Linked DNA regions of Homo sapiens: region 1 is linked to region 2. Evidence: chromatin loops called from intact Hi-C (ENCODE). Cell type or tissue: GM12878. All regions are shown on one strand. Each heading gives the region's core, and the rest is flanking DNA. Links, peaks and the distances in the headings are about the cores only.

The links. Peaks named below come from ENCODE experiments on the same cell type or tissue, not always from the same donor. Only the 100,000 strongest peaks of a DNase experiment are listed, where the experiment ranks them.
Region 1: it touches region 2 in a loop (5-fold over the local background); 5 of 110 quality-filtered maps call a loop at or near these places.

The regions. Positions count from the first base shown.
Region 1 is chr19:54,912,645-54,923,709 of GRCh38, reverse strand. It overlaps NCR1 (natural cytotoxicity triggering receptor 1), which reads right to left. Exons shown (of 7, transcript NM_004829.7): 7 at 10,637-11,020. The coding sequence ends at 10,839. It overlaps NLRP7 (NLR family pyrin domain containing 7), which reads left to right. Exons shown (of 11, transcript NM_001127255.2): 11 at 1-195. Among named protein-coding and RNA genes, the nearest start is that of NCR1, 12 kb to the right of the region's middle. RefSeq lists enhancers at 2,382-2,881, 2,882-3,383. In GM12878, for the core only: no CTCF peak of the experiment used is centred there; a DNase peak (open chromatin) is centred at 6,659.
Region 2 is chr19:54,472,871-54,480,890 of GRCh38, reverse strand. It overlaps CDC42EP5 (CDC42 effector protein 5), which reads left to right and starts at 7,595. Exons shown (of 3, transcript NM_145057.4): 1 at 7,595-7,827. In GM12878, for the core only: a CTCF peak has its summit at 2,025 (motif pointing left); no DNase peak of the experiment used is centred there.

The DNA of each region.
Region 1 (11,065 bases), core at 3,588-8,587, 440 kb before region 2:
GGAAGCGGGATTCGGGTCTCTAAGATGTCTTATGAATGCAGGTCAGAGGGTCACATGTTAACACTAGAGTCTGTCGAGAGGTAGGATTTGACACTGGTTTTCTCACTATTTTTGGGAGATTCTGCACGAGTCACGCACCCCCTTCACATGACGCTATGTACTTTCTCACAGGGATAATAAAGTTAGAGCACTCTCGTTGCAGCTGCGTTTATTGACATGCTCAGGAGCAAACCTGCAATAAACATGGTACTCTGTGCTTTGTCTAGGAGGAAGTATTGCTAAGAAGTTCAGGGATGATTCGGTTGATTCTTCTATTTCTTTTCTTCCCTAACTCAGGCGCCATGTGGTCTACTATCTGCCAGGTGCATCTATGTGATCAGTGTGTCTTTGTGACTTATGTGATCATAACTTATGTGATCAACCCACGCATTGACAAACGGGCCAGATAGTTCATATGCTTGGCACTGTGGGCCCCGCGGTCTCTCATCAGCTCTCAGCTGTGCCTTTGGACATGGAAGCAGCGCAGGGCCTGGCTGGCACCTGCGGAGGCTTCCCAGAAACAGCTCGTGGGCCATGGGCAGCCAGCCCTGTTCTAATCTATCCTGTTACTCACAAAGCACAAGCTTACAGTCACTGTTGCCTTTAATTCAGAAGATGGCCCTGCCTCACGCTGGTTCTGCTCGGCTCCCACGGGCCGCCTCCTACTCTCTGTGTGTGTGTGTATGTGTCTCTCTCTCTCTCTGTCTCTGTGTGTCTCTCTTTGTTTCTCTGTGTCTGTCTTTTTGTCTCTCTGTCTCTGTGTCTGTTTCTGTGTGTGTGTCTCTGTGTCTGTCTGTGTTTCTCTGTGTGTGTCTCTGTCGCTGGGCGTTTCTATCTCTGTCTTTGTATGTGTCTCTCTGTTCTTTCGTTTTTTTTTTTTGTTTTTTTTTTTGAGACGGAGTTTCACTCTTGTCGCCCATGCTGGAGTGCAATGGCGTGATCTCAGCTCACTGCAACCGCGCCTCCCAGGTTCAAGTGATTCTCCTGCCTCAGCCTTCCGAGTAGCCGGAATTACAGCCCTGTGCCACCATGCCTGGCTAATTTTTTGTATTCTTACTAGAGACGGGGTTTCACAATGTTGGCCAGGCTGTTCTCGGACTCCTGACCTCAGGTGATCTACCCGCCTCAGCCTCCCAGAGTGGTGGGATTACAGGCGTGAGCCACCGAGCCCAGCCTGTCTGTCTGTTTCTGTGTGAGTCTGTGTGGCTGTCTCTGGGAGTCTCTGTGTATGTCTCTGTCTCTCTCGCCTCCCCGTTTCTCTCGGCTTCCCATTGCCATGGCAAACACAGCTTTTCCACACCCTGTATTTGGTCATTCATAGAAAATGCATAGAAGTCACTCCGCAATTTTCCTTAAGAATGAAAAGTTGTCACCATGATGTTAGCACTGGCTTCCAGGCGCTGCCAAAAGGGACTGACCCCTCTCCTCACTTGGCTCTCCACGCTTGCGGTAGGTGATGAGACTATTTTAATAAGAGCAGCCAGGCGCTGTGGCTCACACCTGTAATCCCAGCACTTTGGGAGGCCGAGGCGGGCGGATCACCTGAGGTCAGGAGTTCGAGACCAGCCTCAACATGGAGAAACCCCGTCTCTACTAAAAATACAAAATTAGCCGGGTGGGGTGGTGTATGCCTGTAATCCCAGCTACTCGGGAGGCTGAGGCAGGAGAATCGCTTGAACCCGGGAGGCGGAGTTTGCGGTGAGCTGAGATTGTGCCACTGCACTCCAGCCTGGGCAATAAGAGCAAAACTCTTGTCTCGAAAAAAAAAAAATAAGAGCATTGATATGGGGAAAGTTGTCATGGTCCCAGGCACAAAAACACGGGCATATGGCTAATGCTTTAGGTTGAAAGCTTGTATGACAAAGTTTTCTTTTCTTTTTTTTTTTTTTTTTTTTTTTGAGATGGAGTCTTGCCTCTGTCGCCCAGGCTGGAGTGCAGTGGTGCGATCTTGGCTCACTACAACCTCTGCCTCCTGGGTTCAAGTGAGTCTTCTGTCCCAGCCTCCGGAGTAGCTGAGACTAGAGGTGTGCGTCACCATGCCTGGCTAATTTTTGTATTTTTAGTAAAGACGAGGTTTCACCATGTTAGCCAGGCTGGTCTTGAACTCCTGACCTCAGGTGATCTGCCCGCCTTGGCCTCCCAAAGTGCTGGGATGACAGGCGTGAGCCACTGTGCCTGGCCTGACAAAGTTCTTTTTACTAACCCAAACCTGGAGGTTGAGTGGCTTCAGCACTGAATGATCCCATGAAGGCCCTCATTTATCTTGCTGTTGAGCATTGCTGTCTTTCGTGAGCCCTTGTCAAGATAAGTCTTCTCAAATGCTCGAGATCACTGTGGTGTTTAAGGCTACAGTCAGCTGGTAGTAATGCAGGCTGTGGGTGGTAACAGTGTTTAGCGGGATACAGCTCACACCGATGGGAAGGGTGGTAGAGACAGCGTGAATAAAGGAAGTGGTCAGGTGATGAGAGGTAGGGCTGAGTCAACATTTAGGGTTCTACATGCACATGAAGTTCCCGTGTAGAATTTGCTAAAAATAAAGACACAAAGATAGTAGGTAGAGGCTGGGAGTGAAAACATCTGGGTCGGACTCTGCTGCATATTTAATTGAAGTTTTTTTCCCCTAAATATTTTATCTACTTAAAAATTTTGATTTTGTTTAAGATAGTAGTCTTTTTTTTGGTGGGGTGGTGGGGCGGACAGAGTCTCACTTGGTTGCCTAGGCTGGAGTGCAGTGGCGTGATTTCACCATGTTGGCCAGGCTAGTCTCAAACTCCTGACCTCAGGTGAGCCACCCGCCTCGGCCTCCCAAAGTGCTGGCATGACAGGCGTGAGCCACCGTGCCCAGCCAAGATGGTGGTGGTGCTGTGTTGCCCACAGCCGGGTTGGAGTGCAATGGTGCGATCTTAGCTCACTGCAGCCTTAAACTCAAGGAATCCTCCCACCTGAGCCTCCTGAGCTGGGATTACAGGTGCATGCCAAACATGCTTGGCTAATTTTAAAATATTTTATAGAGATGGAGTCTTGCTGTATTGACCAGGCTTGTCTTGAACTGCTGGCCTCCAGTTATCCCCTTGCCTTCGCTTCCCAAAGTGCTGGGATTACACGCGTGAGCTGCCACACTGGGCTCTTACCCACTTACCAGTAATAAACACAGAACTCCTAAAGTGCTGTGATTACGGCGCCTGACCAGCCTTAATTACCTCTGAAAAGCCCTGTGTCCAAATAGAGTCACATCTGGGGTAGGGCTTGTACATGACGTTTGGTGGGACCAATTCAGTCCGTAGCAAGGACTGTCCTGTGTATCACGTGATGTATAGCAGCACCCCTGGACTTGGATGAGCCTGAGCCTGCCCCCACTGCAACTCGTGACAACCAAAAAACCTCTCGGGATGTGGCCAGATACCCCCATGGGGACAAAATCACCCCCAGTTAAGAATGGCTGGCTCAGCCATTCACAATTGCAAAGATGTGGAACCAACCGAAGTGCCCATTGAATAATGAGTGGATTGTGGGCGGCAAGGCACCCAGGCACCGAGGCAAGAGACAGAGGACACGAGCTGTTCCAGTATAATAAAATATAAAACAAGAATTGTTATACCAGATATAGATCTTAGATATGATTATATATGAGTATCATTAATCATTAGCCGGTAGCAATTACTTTTTATTCCAATATTATAATAATCCTCACTCTATAATCATAGCCTAGGAAAAACCAGGCCATACAGAGATAGGAGCTGAGGGGACATAGTGAGGTGTGACCAGAAGACAAGAGTGCGAGCCTTCTGTTATGCCCGGACAGGGCCACCAGAGGGCTCCTTGGTCTAGCGGTGACGCCAGCGTCTGGGAAGACACCCGTCACCAAGCGGATCATGGTCCAGCGGTAGCAAAAGGTGTCAATTAACAACACCCGCTACTTAGCAGACCGGGAAAGGGGCAGCGGGTGGGGGGGGGGGTCTCCCTTTCCCCGGGGGAGTTTAGAGAAGACTCTGCTCCTCCACCTCTTGTGGAGGGCCTGACATCAGTCAGGCTCGCCCGCAGTTATCCGGAGGCCTAACCGTCTCCCTGTGATGCTGTGCTTCGGTGGTCACGCTCCTAGTCCGCCTTCATGTTCCATCCTGTACACCTGGCTCTGCCTTCTAGATAGCAGTAGTAAATTAGGGAAAGTACTAATAGTCCCTGATATGCAGAAATAATGGCGTAAGCTGTCTTTCTCTCTGTCTCCTCTCCCTCTCTGCCTCGGCTGCCAGGCAGGGAAGGGCCCCCTGTCCAGTGGACACGTGACCCACGTGACCTTACCTATCATTGGAGGTGACTCACACTCTTTACCCTGCCCCTTCTGCCTTGTATCCAATAAATAACAGCGCAGCCAGACATTCGGGGCCACTACCGGTCTCCGCGCATTGGTGGTAGTGGTCCCCCGGGCCCAGCTGCCTTTTCTCTTGTCTCTTTGTCTTGTGTCTTTATTTCTACACTCTCTCGTCGCCGCACACAGGGAGAGACCCACCGACCCTGTGGGGCTGGTCCCTACAGTGGATAAAGAAAACGTGGTGTCTATGTACCATGGAATACTATTCAGCCATTAGAAGGAATGAAATAATGTCATTTCCAGCAATTTGGATGGAGCTGGAGGCCATTATTCTAACAGGAGTAGAATCCATATGTTCTCACTTTTTTTTTTTTTTTTTAAGACAGTTTTGCTCTTGTTGCCCAGGCTAGAGTGCAATGGTGTGATCTTGGCTCACCGCAACCTCCGCCTCCTGGGTTCAAGCGATTCTCCAACCTCAGCCTCCCTAGTAGCTGGGATTATAGGCACGTGCCACCACACCCAGCTATGTATTTTTCTATTTTTAGTAGAGATGGGGTTTCACCATGTTGGCCAGACTGGTCTTGAACTCCTGGCCTCAGGCGATACACCTGCCTCAGCACCCCCAAAGTGATGGGATTACAGGCGTGAGCCACCGCCACCGTGCCTGGCTCTGTATGTTCTCAGTGGGAGCTAAGCTGTTGGTACACAAAGGCAGAGTGATGTAATGGGCTTCAGAGTCTCAGAAGGGGGAGGGCAGAAGGGAGGCCACAGATAAAAAACTACACATTAGGCCAGTGTGGTCGCTCACGCCTGTAATCTCATCACTTTGGGAGACCCAGGCGGGCCGATCACTTGAGGCCAGGAGTTCGAGACCATCCTGACCAAGATGGTGAAACCCTGTCTTTACTTACTAAAAGTACAAAAAATTAGCCAGGCATGGTAGTGGGTGTCTGTAATGCCAGCACTTTGGGAGGCCAAGGTGGGAGAATCGCTTGAACCCGGGAGGCGGAGGTTGTTGCAGTGAGCTGAGGCCACGACACTGCACTCCAGCCTGGGTAACAGAGCGAGACTTGGTCTCTAAATAAATAAAATAAAGGGCTCAGACTCTATCTCAAAAAATAAATGAATAAGGCCGGGTGCGGTGGCTTACACCTGTAATCCCAGCACTTTGAGAGGCCGAGGCGGGAGGATCACGAGGTCAGATCGAGACCATCCTGGCTAACATGGTGAAACCCCGTCTCTACTAAAAATACAAAAAATTAGCCGGGCTAGGTGGCGGGCGCCTGTAGTCCCAGGAGAATGGTGTGATCCCGGGAGGCGGAGCTTGCAGTGAGCAGAGATCGCGCCACTGCAGTCCAGCCTGGGCGACAGAGCAAGACTCTGTCTCAAGAAAAATAAATGAATAAAAACAATAAGAAAGAAAAATAGCCACGTCTTACGTAGGCTGAGACTGGAGAGTTTCCGTGGACTCGTAACCCTGCCTTTGTCCCTGCACTGAAGGGTGTAAGGTGGTTGCTTTCTGCATGAGCCAGTGTTTCTCAGCCTTGGTGCTGCTGCCATCTGGGGCTGCCCTGGGCATTGTAGGAAGCTGAGCAGCACCCCTGGACCCTACCTACCAGATGCCAGTAGAACCCCTCCCCAAGTCATGACAATTAAAAATTACCATGGGCATTGCCAAATGTCCCCTGGAGTGGAGAGCAAAATCACCCAGCAGAGAACTGCTAGGCTAGAGAGGTGCAGGATCCTAGGCTGGGTGCGGGGGCCTGTAATCCTCGCACTTTGGGAGGCCAAGGTGGGCGGATCACATGAGGTCGGGAGTTCAAGACCAACCTGGCTAACATGGTAAAACCCCCATCTCCACTAAAAATACAAAAATTAGCCAGGCGTGGCGGCACATGCCTGTAGTCCCAGCTCCTTGGGGGGCTGAGGCAGGAGAATCGCTAGACCCCAGCAGGCAGAGGTTGCAGTGAGCCAAGATGGCACCACTGCATTCCATCCTGGGCGACAGAGCAAGACTGTAGTTTTTTTGTTTTTGTTTTTGTTTTTTTTTGAGGAGTCACAGTCTGTCACTCAGGCTGGAGTGCAGTGGCGCAATCTCGACTCACTGCAACCTCTGCCTCCCGGGTTTGAACGATTCTCCTGCCTCAGCCTCCCGAGTAGCTGGGATTGGCTCTGGTGGTGGAGGTGCCTGCAAACCTGTTGGTACTGTAACCGTCAGAAAACGAGTAGCAAGAAGTGTCCGAGAAAGCCAGAGAAGTGAGTCCTTCGAGGAGGAAGTGGTCAACGTGTCAAATACAACTGTGGGGGAGCAATAATGAGAAGGGCTGAAAAGGGTCACTGCATGTTCCAGGAAGGAAGCTCATTAGTGTTGGTCACACAGACAGCTTCAGAGGAAGTGTGGGGAGAGAAGCCAGTTTCTAGCGGGTGGGGAGCACAGGTGAGAAGTCAGAACAAAGGCCACCAGTGTGGGTTATGTCTTAGGGAGCGTGGGTCTTCTGGCTGGGCGCGGTGGCTCAGTAATCCCAGCGACTCTGGAGGCTGAGGCAGGAGAATCGCTTGAACCCGGAAAGCGGAGGTTGCAGTGATCCGAGATTGCAGCACTGCACTCCAGCCTGGGTGTGCAGAGCGAGACTCAAAAAAAAAAAAAAAAAAAAAAAAATAGAACAGTTGATCTCCTAGAAGTGAGAGTAGGTGGAGGTTATCAGGGGCTGGGGGTGGTAGGAGAGGAAGATGTTGGTCAAAAAGCACAAGTAGCTGGGTGTGGTGGCTCACGTCTGTAATCCCAGCACTTTGGGAGGCCAAGGCGGGTGGATCACCTGAGACCAGGAGTTTGAGACCAACATGGAGAAACCCCGTCTCTACTAAAAATACAAAAATTAGCCGGGCGTGGTGGCACGCACTTGTAGTCCCAGCTACTCGGGAGGCTGAGGCAGGAGAATCGCTTGAACCCGGGAGGCGGAGGTTGCAGAGTCAAGATCGCGCCACTGCACTCCAGCCTGGGTGACAGAGCAGGACTTCGTCTCAAAAAAAAAAAAAAAAAAAAAGCACAATATTCAGTTATAAGATGAGTTAGTTCTGGGGGTCTGATATATGGGATGGCGATTATGGTTAACACAAGCAGCTTTTAAATGTCTTTACCCCTGCTCCCCGTTACCAGCCAAAGCTGTGAAGTTCCAGGCCCTTGGTGTTTCGAACAAAGAATTGGGTGTGATACACACACATAGCAAAGCGGCATAAGTTTATTAAGCATAGGATTACACTCTTGGAGAGGGGAGAGCAGGCGGACCTCTGCGAAATGAGATCGGCATCAGCTCGCTGTACTTTGGGTCTTTTTTTTTTTTTTTCTTATTAGGAATATACAACCATTTATTCACTGTTCACTAGTATTTACAATAAAGTGAACAAAATACAGTTCAATAACATTCAGATTACCACAAAGTTGTGTTTCCTGGCTTTTACTGAACCAGTAAAGCAGATACTGAAAAGACTGAGCCTATGTGGTTTTTTTTTTTTTTTTTTTGAGATGGAGTCTCGCTCTGTCGCCCAGGCTGGAGTGCAGTGGCACGATTTTGGCTCACCGCAACCTCCGCCTCCCAGGTTCAAGCGATTCTCCTGCCTCAGCCTTCTGAGTAGCTAGGATTACAGGTGCCTACATGTAAGGAATGAGTTGGGGTAAAGAAAAAATACGCGAGTCAGCAGTTTATTTATTTTGAGAGGGAGTCTCGCTCTGTTACCAGGCTGGAGTGCAGTGGTGCAATCTCGGCTTACCACAACCTCTGCCTCCCGGGTTCAAGTGATTCTGCTGCCTCAGCCTCCCGAGTAGCTGAGATTACGGGTGCAAGCCACTGCGCCTGGCTAATATTTTGTATTTTTTAGTAGAGATGGGGTTTTACCGTGTTGGCCAGGCTGCTATTTAATGGAAAAATCAGATTTAGAGAATAAATTTGACCGGCATGAGGCACCAGAATAATGGGAGGGCGTGAGGACCCATGCGATGAGTATATAAATGGGTTGATAAGTAGAAGTTCTCAGGGAGGAAAGCGATGGTGGTGTCCAGACAGCATTTCAAGACCCCTAGTGAGAAGTCTCAAGTTGCAGGCTGTGCCACAGCCCCGTATATACATTCACTCATTTGATATATATTTCCCGAGAACCCCGTTATAGTTGCGGGAGCTGTGAATGCAGCCACTAAATCTGACATAGATCAATTCACACGAGTTCACGGTAGAGGCAGGAAAATGGACATGCATGCCGAATCAGGGTTCAAGTGCTGTTACAGGGAATTAACAGGTGCTTTGGGATGAGGAAAGTGTTGTCTTGGCTGGGCGCAGTGGCTCACGCCTGTAATCCTAGCACTTTGAGAGGCCAAGGCGGGGGGATCACCTGAACTCAGGAGTTTGAGACCACCCAGGGCAACATGATGAAACCCTACCTCTACTAAAGATGCAAAAAAAATTAACCGGGTGTGGTGGCGCGCGCCTCTAGTCCCAGCTACTTGGGAGGCTGAGGAAGGAGAATCGCTTGAGCCCCAGAGGCGAAGGTTGCAGTGAGCTGAGATTGTGCCACTGCACGCCAGCTTGGGCTACAGAGTGAGACTGTCTCAAAAAAAAAAAAAAAAGTGCTATCTTTGTGAAGTCGGAGTTGTGGAAACTCTTGGAGGAAATGATATCTCTGCAGAGCCCTGAAGAACAAGGCAAGGTGTGGATAAAGAAGCAAAGATGGTGGCCGGGTACGGTGACTCACACCTGTAATTCCAGCACTTTGGGAGGCCGAGGCTGGTGGATCACCTGAGGTCAGGAGTTCAAGACCAGTCTGGCCAACATTGTGAAACCCCATTTCTACTAAAAATACAAAAATTAGCCGGGCGTGGTGGTGCATGCCTATAATCCCAGCTATTCAGGAGGCTGAGGCAGGAGAATCATTTGAACCCTGGAGGTGGAGGTGGCAGTGAGCCAAGATTGCACCACTGCATTCCAGCCTGGGTGACAAAAGTGAAACTCGGGGGAAGGGATAGCATTAGGAGATATACCTAATGTTAAATGACGAGTTAGTGGGTGCAGCACACCAACATGGCACATGTATACATATGTAACTAACCTGCACGTTGTGCACATGTACCCTAAAACTTACATTAAAAAAAAAAAAAGTGAAATTCTGTCCCAACAAAACAAACAAAAAAAAAGAAAAAAAAAAAAAAGGAAGAGAAGATGGAATAATTCTGTGGTTAGAAGGAATTGGGGTATGGTTGGGATGCAGCCAGGAGTCACTTATTTTTTTTTTTTCTTTTTTTTTTTGAGACAGAATCTTGCTCTGTCACGTAGGCTGGAGTGCAGTGGTGCGATCTTGGCTCCCTGCAGCCTCCGCCTCCCGGGTTCAAGCTATTCTCCTGCCTCAGCCTCCTGAGTAGCTGGGATTACAAGCACACGCCACCATACCTGGCTAATTTTTATATTTTTAGTAGAGATGTGGTTTCACCATGTTGGCCAGGCTGCTCTCGAACTCCTGACCTCAGGTGATCCTCCCACCTTGGCCTCCCAAAGTGCTGGGATTACAGGCATGAGCCACCGTGCCTGGCCGAGTTTTTGTATTTTTAGTAGAGATGGGGTTTCATCATGTTGGCCAGGCTGGTCTCGAACTCCTGACCTCAGGTGATCTGCCCGCCTCAGCCTCCCAAAGTGTTGGGATTACAGGTGTGAGCCACCGTGCCTGGCAGGATTCACTTATAAAGCTGCTTCTCTACAACTGGTTGTTGCCACAATGCCTCCTGAACCATTTGATACAGACCTATTCTATATTGGTTATTAACTATTTTGAATGGCTTCCTGCAGAGAAAGGAAAGAAAAAAAGACCAAAGTAGGAAAAAAATATTTCCATGGCCATCCTGTTAAAGAAGGAGAGATCTTTTCAGAAAAGACCAGAGTGGTTAAAAGTATGGTTTGCAGTAAGTGGTACAAAAATAGTTAGAGCCTAGAAGAGACCATAGGATTTGTCTACAGAAGAAATTCAGTGGCTGGGCGCAGCGGCTTATGCCTGTAATCCCAGCCCTTTGGGAGGCCAAGGCGGGGAGATCACTTGAGGTCAGGAGTTCGAGACCAGCCAACAGGGAGAAACCCCGTCTCCACTAAAAATACAAAATTAGCTGGGGTGGTGGCACATGCCTGTAATCCCAGCTACTCAGGAGGCTGAGGCAGGAGAATCACTTGAACCCGAGGGATGGAGAGCTAGAGGTTGCAGTGAGCCAAGATCGCGCCATTGCACTCCAGCCTGGGCAACAAGAGAAAACTCTGTCTCAAAAAAAAAAAAAAAGAAATTTAGCATGTAGTTCTCCCACCCTCTGCATCGTCCGGGATGCTCTGACAAATGGAATGCCAGTGTCCCTCTTTCCCTGCAGTGACTCCCTCCTCCGTGGGTCCAACACAGAGCTCACGCCGCCCAGGCTCAACACCAGCTTTCAGATCCACCCATGGCCACTGTGTCTCATGGTCATTCTTCAAAGAGTCTGTGTGTTCAGCCTTCTCCTGCCTTCCCAAGTGGAAGCTCTGCTGGCTCGCTCTCTAGTCCTCTTCCTGCTGAGCCAGTCTTCAACCAGGAACCACACTAGAGCCACCAGGACTAGAAAGGCCAGGCCCATCCGAAGGAGATTCTGGGCAGTGTGATCCCAGAGGGCATGGTCTGTAGGCAGGAGAACAGGGTGATCGCTGACAGGGATGTAAGGAC
Region 2 (8,020 bases), core at 16-5,015:
CATCGTTGCTGTTCTTGGCCGCTTTCTCCCAGGCCTCTGCCCTTCCCGCTGTTCCATCCAGAACCAGCCACATAATTGGTGGGGTCTATTGCAAATGAGAACTCGACGTCCCTTCTTCAAAACGTAAGGAATTTCAAATTGGTGACAGCTGAGCGTTAACAGAAGCGTGGTGGCCAGGCACAGTGGCTCATTCCTGTGATCCCAGCACTTTGGGAGGCCAAGGCCGGCCGATCACCTGAGGTTAGGAGTTTGAGACCAGCCTGGCCAATATGGTGAAACCCCGTCTACTAAAAATACAAAAATTAGCCGGGCGTGGTGGCACATGCCTATAATCTCAGCTAATCAGGAGGCTGAGGCAGGAGAATGGCTTCAACCCGGAAGGTGGAGAATGCAGTGAGCTGAGATCGCACCATTGCACTCCAGCCTGGATGACAGAGTAAGTCTGCATCTCAAAAAAACAAACAAACAAAATTCCATCCCAATAACCCTTAAAAAAAACTTTTGCGTTCTGACTTTATTTCTTCTTGTTTTCTTATTTTCAATGGAATTCATTCTACTGTTTTCACATTTACCATTCAGGGATATTTGGACAGAATTACATGGCCACAGGTCAACCACTATGACCATAATTCCCTTTCTAAGAATGAGGAAGGATGTGGTCAGTGGGGTTTTTTCATATTATGTTACTGCTTTGCAAGATGACACTTTTTGTTAATTTTTATTTCTTATATTTATTATTTTGGATGCTATTGTGAATGTATGAACTGTTTCTCCATTTTCGTATGTATTTATTTATTTTGAGATGGAGTCTGGCTCTGCCATCCAGGCTGGAGTGCAGTGGCACGATCTCGGCTCACTGCAACCTGTGCCTCCCAGGTTCAAGCGATTCTCCTGCCTCAGCCTCCTGAGTAGCTGGGATTACAGGTGTGCACCACCATGCCTGGCTAATTTTTGTTTGTTTGTTTTTTAGTGGAGACCAGTTTCCCCATGTAGGCCAGGCTGGTCTCCAACTCCTGATCTCAAGTAACCTGCCTGCCTTGGCCTCCCAAAATGCTGAGATTACAGGCGTGAGCCACCACGCTCAGCCTCTCCGTTTATTTAGATCTTTAACTTCTCAGCATCTTTTGTAATTTTTAGTATACACGTCCTTTATTTCTTTTATTAAATTTCTTCCCACTCATTTTATTACTTTGGAGGCTTTGTAAATAAAATTCCTCTCCTCACTTCGTTTTTAAATTATTGTTCATTAGTATACAGACACATGATTGATTTTGCTGAATGTCTCCCATCCTGCTAGGAATGTATTGCACTTTTCAACCAGAGCTTCCATTTAGTTTTAGGTTTTAATAATTTCACAGGATAGCATTGTGCTCACTGGTTGCTTCATGTAATTAATATTTCTATTAGCCAGGCGTGATGGCACATGCCTGTAATCCCAGCTACTCGGAAGCCTGAGGTAGGAGAATTGCTTGAATCCAGTAGGCAGAGGTTGAGGTTATCCGAGATCGCGCCATCGCACTCCAGCCTGGGCAACAAGAGTGAAACTCCGTCTCAAAAAAAAAAAAAAATACATACACACACACACACACACACACACACACACACACCCCTTTGTGGATTTATTGGGGTCTGGATTGCCATCCTTCAGATTTCTTGCTCTAGCCTAACGGCTCTGTTGTTGTTCAATGCAAGTTTTATTTTTTATTTTATTTACATTTTAGCAGCTTTGTTTAGCTATAATTGTTCTACTAAAAAACCCTCTCACTTAATGTACACAATTAGATGAATTTGGACACGTGCAACCCCTTGGAAGACATTCACGTGCATGCGTTGTTGGGTTTTTGCTTCTCACAAGAACGTATTTCAGGCATTTCCATCTCCACGCTACACATGGGGAAATAGAGGCTCACAGAGGAGAAAGGACGTGGTCCAGGTCACCTGTCCCTGGTCCTCCAGGCTGAGGAGCAGAGAGACCACCCACCTTGGGGCTTCAAGGGTTTGACACGTATCTTGAGTGCCCTCTTGTGGTCCCAGTGGAGAAACTCCCTGTTTAGTTCTGTTCTTTTCCATCTGTCATTCACTTTTCTCATTCAGTATTTGTTGGTCCTGTCCTGTGTGCCAGACACTGTTTGAGGCTCTAGCGGTCCATCAATATGCAAAACATCCTTGCCATCGAGGAGCTTATATTCTTTTTTTTTTTTTTTTGAGATGGAGTCTCGCTCGTCTCCCAGGCTGGAGTGCAGTGGCGCGATCTCGGCTCACTGCAACCTCCGCCTCCTGGGTTCAAGCGATTCTCCTGCCTCAGCCTCCCGAGTAGCTGGGATTACAGGCATGCATCACCACGCCCCGCTAATTTTTTGTATTTTTAGTAGAGATGGGGTTTCATCGCATTAGCCAGGATTGTCTCCATCTCCTGACCTCGTGATCTGCCCACCTCGGCTTCCCAAAGTGCTGGGGATGACAGGCCTGACCCAGAACGCCCAGCCGAGGAGCCTATATTCTTGCAGAAGGAGACAGACAGTAACCCTTGGGCATAATAAGCACATTCACAGCTTACTAGAAGGTGAAAATGATCTGGATAAATGAGAAAGTGCAGCAGTGGTCCAGTGGTCTGGAGTGTGCAAAGTTCAGCAGGGGGAACAGTGTGGTGGATGCAGACTGAGAGCCAGGGAAAGGGAAGAGGCCATGACTACCCTGAGTGAGCTGGAAGGAAACACGAATCACTCCAAGTAGAACACCCCTTCACTGAGGATTCTTCTTCCCAAACTTCCTCTAGAAAGCTGAGCTGCCACTCACCACAGGGAAGGCTCAGCCCATTAGACTTCAAACGTCCTCAGCAATTCCCTGCCCACCTCTTTCTAGGAGTCAAGATTCCTCCATCCTGATCTAGACCAGCATCTGGTGACCCCTAGAAACCTGTCCTGGAAGCCTCACAAGGCTCTTCACACTCAGTTTGTGATATGATGACCCCAGAGTTGTGCAGTGCACAACCTACGCAGCTGGACATGATGGGCCTGGCGCTCTTCCTCTGTGCTCCCACTGAGCTCTGTGCTGACTATGTCATTCCACTGGGTGGTGCCATGTCAACTTCCCTCCTCTCCTCTCAATATCCTGTAAGCTCTTTAAGGATAAGATAGGATCAAAGTTCCATCCATGTCCCTGCTACTCAGAAGAGGGGCTGAAACATTTAAAAGGGAAACGTTGGAACCCCCTCAATAGCACTAGACTTAAGAAAACAAATTGCCGGGTAGTGATGATTAGATTGCTATAAAAGTCTGAATAATTACAAAAAGATTCTAGGAACTGGTGTATAATTATGTAGGGGCACTGGCAGTATGTACTCACTGAAATCAGCTAAGGAATCATGGTGCAGTCTCAGGAACCAGCTGGGCACAGTGGCTCAGGTCTGTAATCCCAGGACTTTGAGAAGCTGAGACGCGTAGATTGCTTGAGTCTAGGAGTTCAAGACCAGCCTGGGCAACATGGCGAAACCCTATCTCTACACAGTTAGCTGGGCATGCTGGCACACACCTGTAGTCCCAGCTACTCAGAAGGATGAGGCAGGAGAATTGCTTGAACCCGGGAGGCAGAGGTTGCAGTGAGCTGAGATTGTGCCACTGCACTCCAGCCTGGGTGATACACTGAGACTCTGTCTCAGAAAAAAAAAAAAAAAAAAAAAAAGTTGGGAATGTATCCAGATGAACCAAAAAACCTAAAACCTTTCTTTGACCTTCCCTGTTCTTCCAGATACCTTATCTCTCTTTCCCTTCACAGAGGACACCCTGGGTTATCTGCTGACCCCTCCGCCTTTCCTGGCCTCCAATCTCTCTCTCTCTGGCCTTCTCCACTGCAATCTGACCTCTCCCTGCCCACCCCATTTGGGTCTGCTCTCACCCAGGCCCCCAGTGAACTCTGGATTCTTACTGAGTCCAGTGGACCTCACTCCCTCTTTTTTTTTTTTTTTTTAATCATACTTAGCCTGCTTTTGAGTCCACAAGGAAGGGACGGTGCATCTCCCACTCCAGGCTTCTGGGACACACCTCTCTCTTCCTCCCTCTTTGCTTTCCCAGGCTGCTGCCAGGGTATCATCCAGAGTTCCTTTCCCTTTTATCTCTCCATCGTTGCTCTTCTCGGCCACTTTCTCCCAGGCCTCTGCCCTTCCCGCTGTTCCATCCAGAACCAGCCACATAATTGGTGGGGTCTATTGCAAATGAGAACTCAGGATCCCTTCTTCAAAACGTAAGGAATTTCAAATTGGTGACAACTGAGCATTAAAAGAAGTGTGGTGGCCGGGCGCGGTGTCTCATTCCTGTGATCCCAGCACTTTGGGAGGCCAAGGCCGGCCGATCACCTGAGGTTAGGAGTTCGAGACCAGCCTGGCCAATATGGTGAAACCCCGTCTCTACTAAAAACACAAAAATTAGCCAGGTGTGGTGGCGCATGCCTGTAATTGCAGCAACTCAGGAGGCTGAGGCAGGAGAATCGCTTGAACCCGGGAGGTGGAGGTTTCAGTGAGCTGAGATCTCACCATTGGCACTCCAGCCTGAGCAACAGATAGAGACTCTGTCTAAAAAACAAACAAAAAGGCCAGGTGCAGTGGCTCACGCCGGTAATTCCAGCACTTTGGGAGACCGAGGCGGGCGGATCACCTGAGGTCAGGAGTTCAAGACCAGCCTGGCCAACATGGTGAAACCCCGTCTCTACTAAAAATACAAAAAGTAGCTGGGCGTGGTGGCGTGCGCCTGTAATCCCAGCTACTGGAGAGGCTGAGGCGGGAGAATTGCTGGAACCCGGGAGGCAGAGGTTGCAGTGAGCCAAGATCTTGCCTTTGACACTCCAGCCTGAGCAACAGAGTAAGGCTTTGTCTCAAAAACAAACAAAAAAAGAAAGGTGCAGGGCCCTCCGAGCATGGGTCACTGGGCAACCCATGAAGCTGGCCCTGCTTTGGCCCCGCCCCCTCCCAGGACCTGACCTCTGAGGGGCACTGTGGTAGCAGAATAGCCCCACCCACCCCCGCACATGCAAGATGTCCACGCACAAATCCCTGCGACCCGTGAATAGGTCTGCAGATGCACTTAAAATTGTGGATCTTACGTCAGGGAGATTATCCTGGCGTGATGGTTAGTTGTTGTTGTTGTTGTTTTGGTTTGTTTGTTTTTTGGGTCTCGCTCTATCGCCCAGGCTGGAGTGCAGTGGCGGGATCTCGGCTCACTGCAAGCTCCGCCTCCCGGGTTCACGCCATTCTCCTGCCTCAGCCTCCCGAGTAGCTGGGACTACAGGCGCCCGCCACCATGCCCGGCTAATTTTTTGTATTTTTAGTAGAGACGAGGTTTCACCGTGTTAGCCAGGATGGTCTCGATCTCCTGACCTCGTGATCTGCCCGCCTCAGCCTCCCTAAGTGCTGGTGCTGGGATTACACACGTGACAAATAGATCTCTTATATACATATCTCTTTTTCTTTTTTTCGTCTTTTTTTTTTTTTTTTTTTTTTTTAGAGCGAGTCTTGCTCTGTTGTCCAGGCTGGAGTGCAGTGGCTCGATCTGGGCTCACTGCAACCTCCGCCTCCTGCGTTCAAGCGAGTATCCTGCCTCAGCCTCCCGAGTACCTGAGACTACACACCACTGCGCCCAGCTGATTTTTGTATTTTTTTAGTAGAGTCAGCGTTTCACCAAGTTGGCCAGGCTGGTCTTGAGCTTCTGACCTCAAGTGATCCACCCGCCTTGGCTTCCCAAAGTGCTGGGATTACAGGCGTGAGCCACTGCACTTGGCCTTTATATATATCTTAACGTATGTACATAATACATGTAATGAACCACTGGCACATGCTGCACACGGATGAACCTGCTTATGTGAAGGAAGTCAGATAGGTAAGGCTGTATGATGTGTGATTCCATTTATGCGAATGTCCAGAAGAGGTAATCCATGAATCAGAAAACAGGGGAGTGGTTTCCAGGGGCTGCAGAGAGCGGGGCATGGGAGTGACCGCTTAATAGGGTTTTCTTTAGGGGTGATGAAAATGTTTGGGAACTTGATAGAAAGGATGGCTACACAATTACCAGTGTACCAATTAGGTATGTTCCATTGGGAATGTACTAAATGTCACTGAACTGTACACCTTAAGATGGTTAATTCTGGCCCGATGCAGTGGCTCACACCTATAATCCCAGCACTTTGGAAGCCGAGGCAGGCGGATAACCTGAGGTCGGGAGTTCGAGACCAGCCTGACCAACGTGGAGAAACCCCGTCTCTACTAAAAATACAAAATTAGCTGGGCGTGGTGGCAGGCACCGGTAATCCCGGCTACTCAACAGGCTGAGGCAGGAGAATCGCTTGAACCTGGAAGGTGGAGGTTGCAGTGAGTGGAGATCGCGCCATTGCACTCCAGCCTGGGCAACAAGAACAAAACTCCGTCTCAATTAAAAAAAAAGAAAAAAAAAAGATGGTTAATTTTATGTTATGTGAATTTTACATCAATAAAAAATACTTAATAAAAGTCTGTAACATATATATATATATATATATAGTTTTTCTGATTACTGAGTTTCTGGTGACCACTGCCCCCTCCCCCCTTAAATTTTGCTGTGGGTGCTGAGTCCTGACCTGCTTCACTCCATCCCCTGCGGGGACCCCAGTGGGAACTTTCTAACACCTGGATCTTTCCCTGCCATTCCTCCGCGGTCCCCCCACGCCTGCAGGGCAAACTGAAGCTCCCAGTGGCTTTCAAGCTGGCTTCTCCAGGCAAATCAAACTCCACCTGGTGTCTGAGAACCCTCTGCCCCACCCAGCTTCCCCATTCTGCTCCGATATCCATCCTCCTCTCCTGGGCTCCATCAACTCTCACTCATCCTTAAGACCCAGCTCAAGGCTGCTTCCTGTTATCGCAAATTGACTGTCTTCTCTCCAGCACTACAACCCCAGCCCCAGCTAGGGGTAAAACCACTGACCTAGCCTCCCACCTGGGCCTCCCCTTTCTCTCACTGAGCTGCCTCCTACCTGGGCTTCCCTCTCCCTCTCCCTCTGACCCTGACCCAGGCTCCAACCTGCATCTCCACCTCCCTCCCGCTGACCCAGCCTCCCACCTGGGCCTCCACCTCCCTCCCACAGACCTAGACTCCCACCTGGGCTTCCCACCTTCTTCCCACTGAGCTGCATCCTGCCTTGGGACTCTGCTCTCCCCCTCCGCTCTCTCTCCCTGCCCGCACCGCCCTGAAGGAATTGCCCTAACACTCAAACCTCACTCTCTTGTCATCAATAGACACTGGTGCTTAGAATGAGATATGAGCTTTCTATGACGGAGTGGCTCCAGGCAGGGAGGTTCATCTAGGGGACGCCGCAGCAAAGCCAGAGCTGCCCCTCTCAGACACCCTCCATGCTCTTCATCCTCCTGCTGCTTTCACTGTCTGACCTGCCTCTCTTCTCTCTTTCTCTCTCTCTCTCTCCCTCTCTCTCTCTCCATACAGCTGCAATCTGGAAGAAATTACTCTTCTAAACAGCCAGACTTCCCCAGTTTCAGGAAATTCCAAGCTGTGCAGGGGAGGGGCCAGGCTGGGGGCGCGCCCTGTCCAGCCCCACCCCCTCTGCCAGTTCCCCCTGCACACTTAGTCCTGGCCTCCTCCCGCCCCCACACTCCGCCCAGAGGGGCCTCAGCTTTTCCACCACTGCTTTCTAGTCCTTTAACTCCTAGAGGCAAACTTTTGGGGGATAAGAAAGCCTGGGAGGGGCCTGTGCCAAAACCCTCTCTGCCTGGGGACTGGGCGGTGATTCCGCTTCTGCCTGGGCTCCTGCCATGGCCCCCGAGAGGGGCTGACACTTTAGCTCCCGGTGCAGGTAAAGGGGCCTTATGCCAGGGCTTGCCAGGGGTGGGGCCTGGACTCCTGGGTCTGAGGGAGGAGGGGCTGGGGGTCTGGACTCCTGGGTCTGAGGGAGGAGGGGCTGGGGGTCTGGACTCATGAGTCTGAGGGAGGAGGGGCTGGGGGGTCTTGACTCCTGGGTCTGAGGGAGGAGGGGCTGGGGGCCTGGA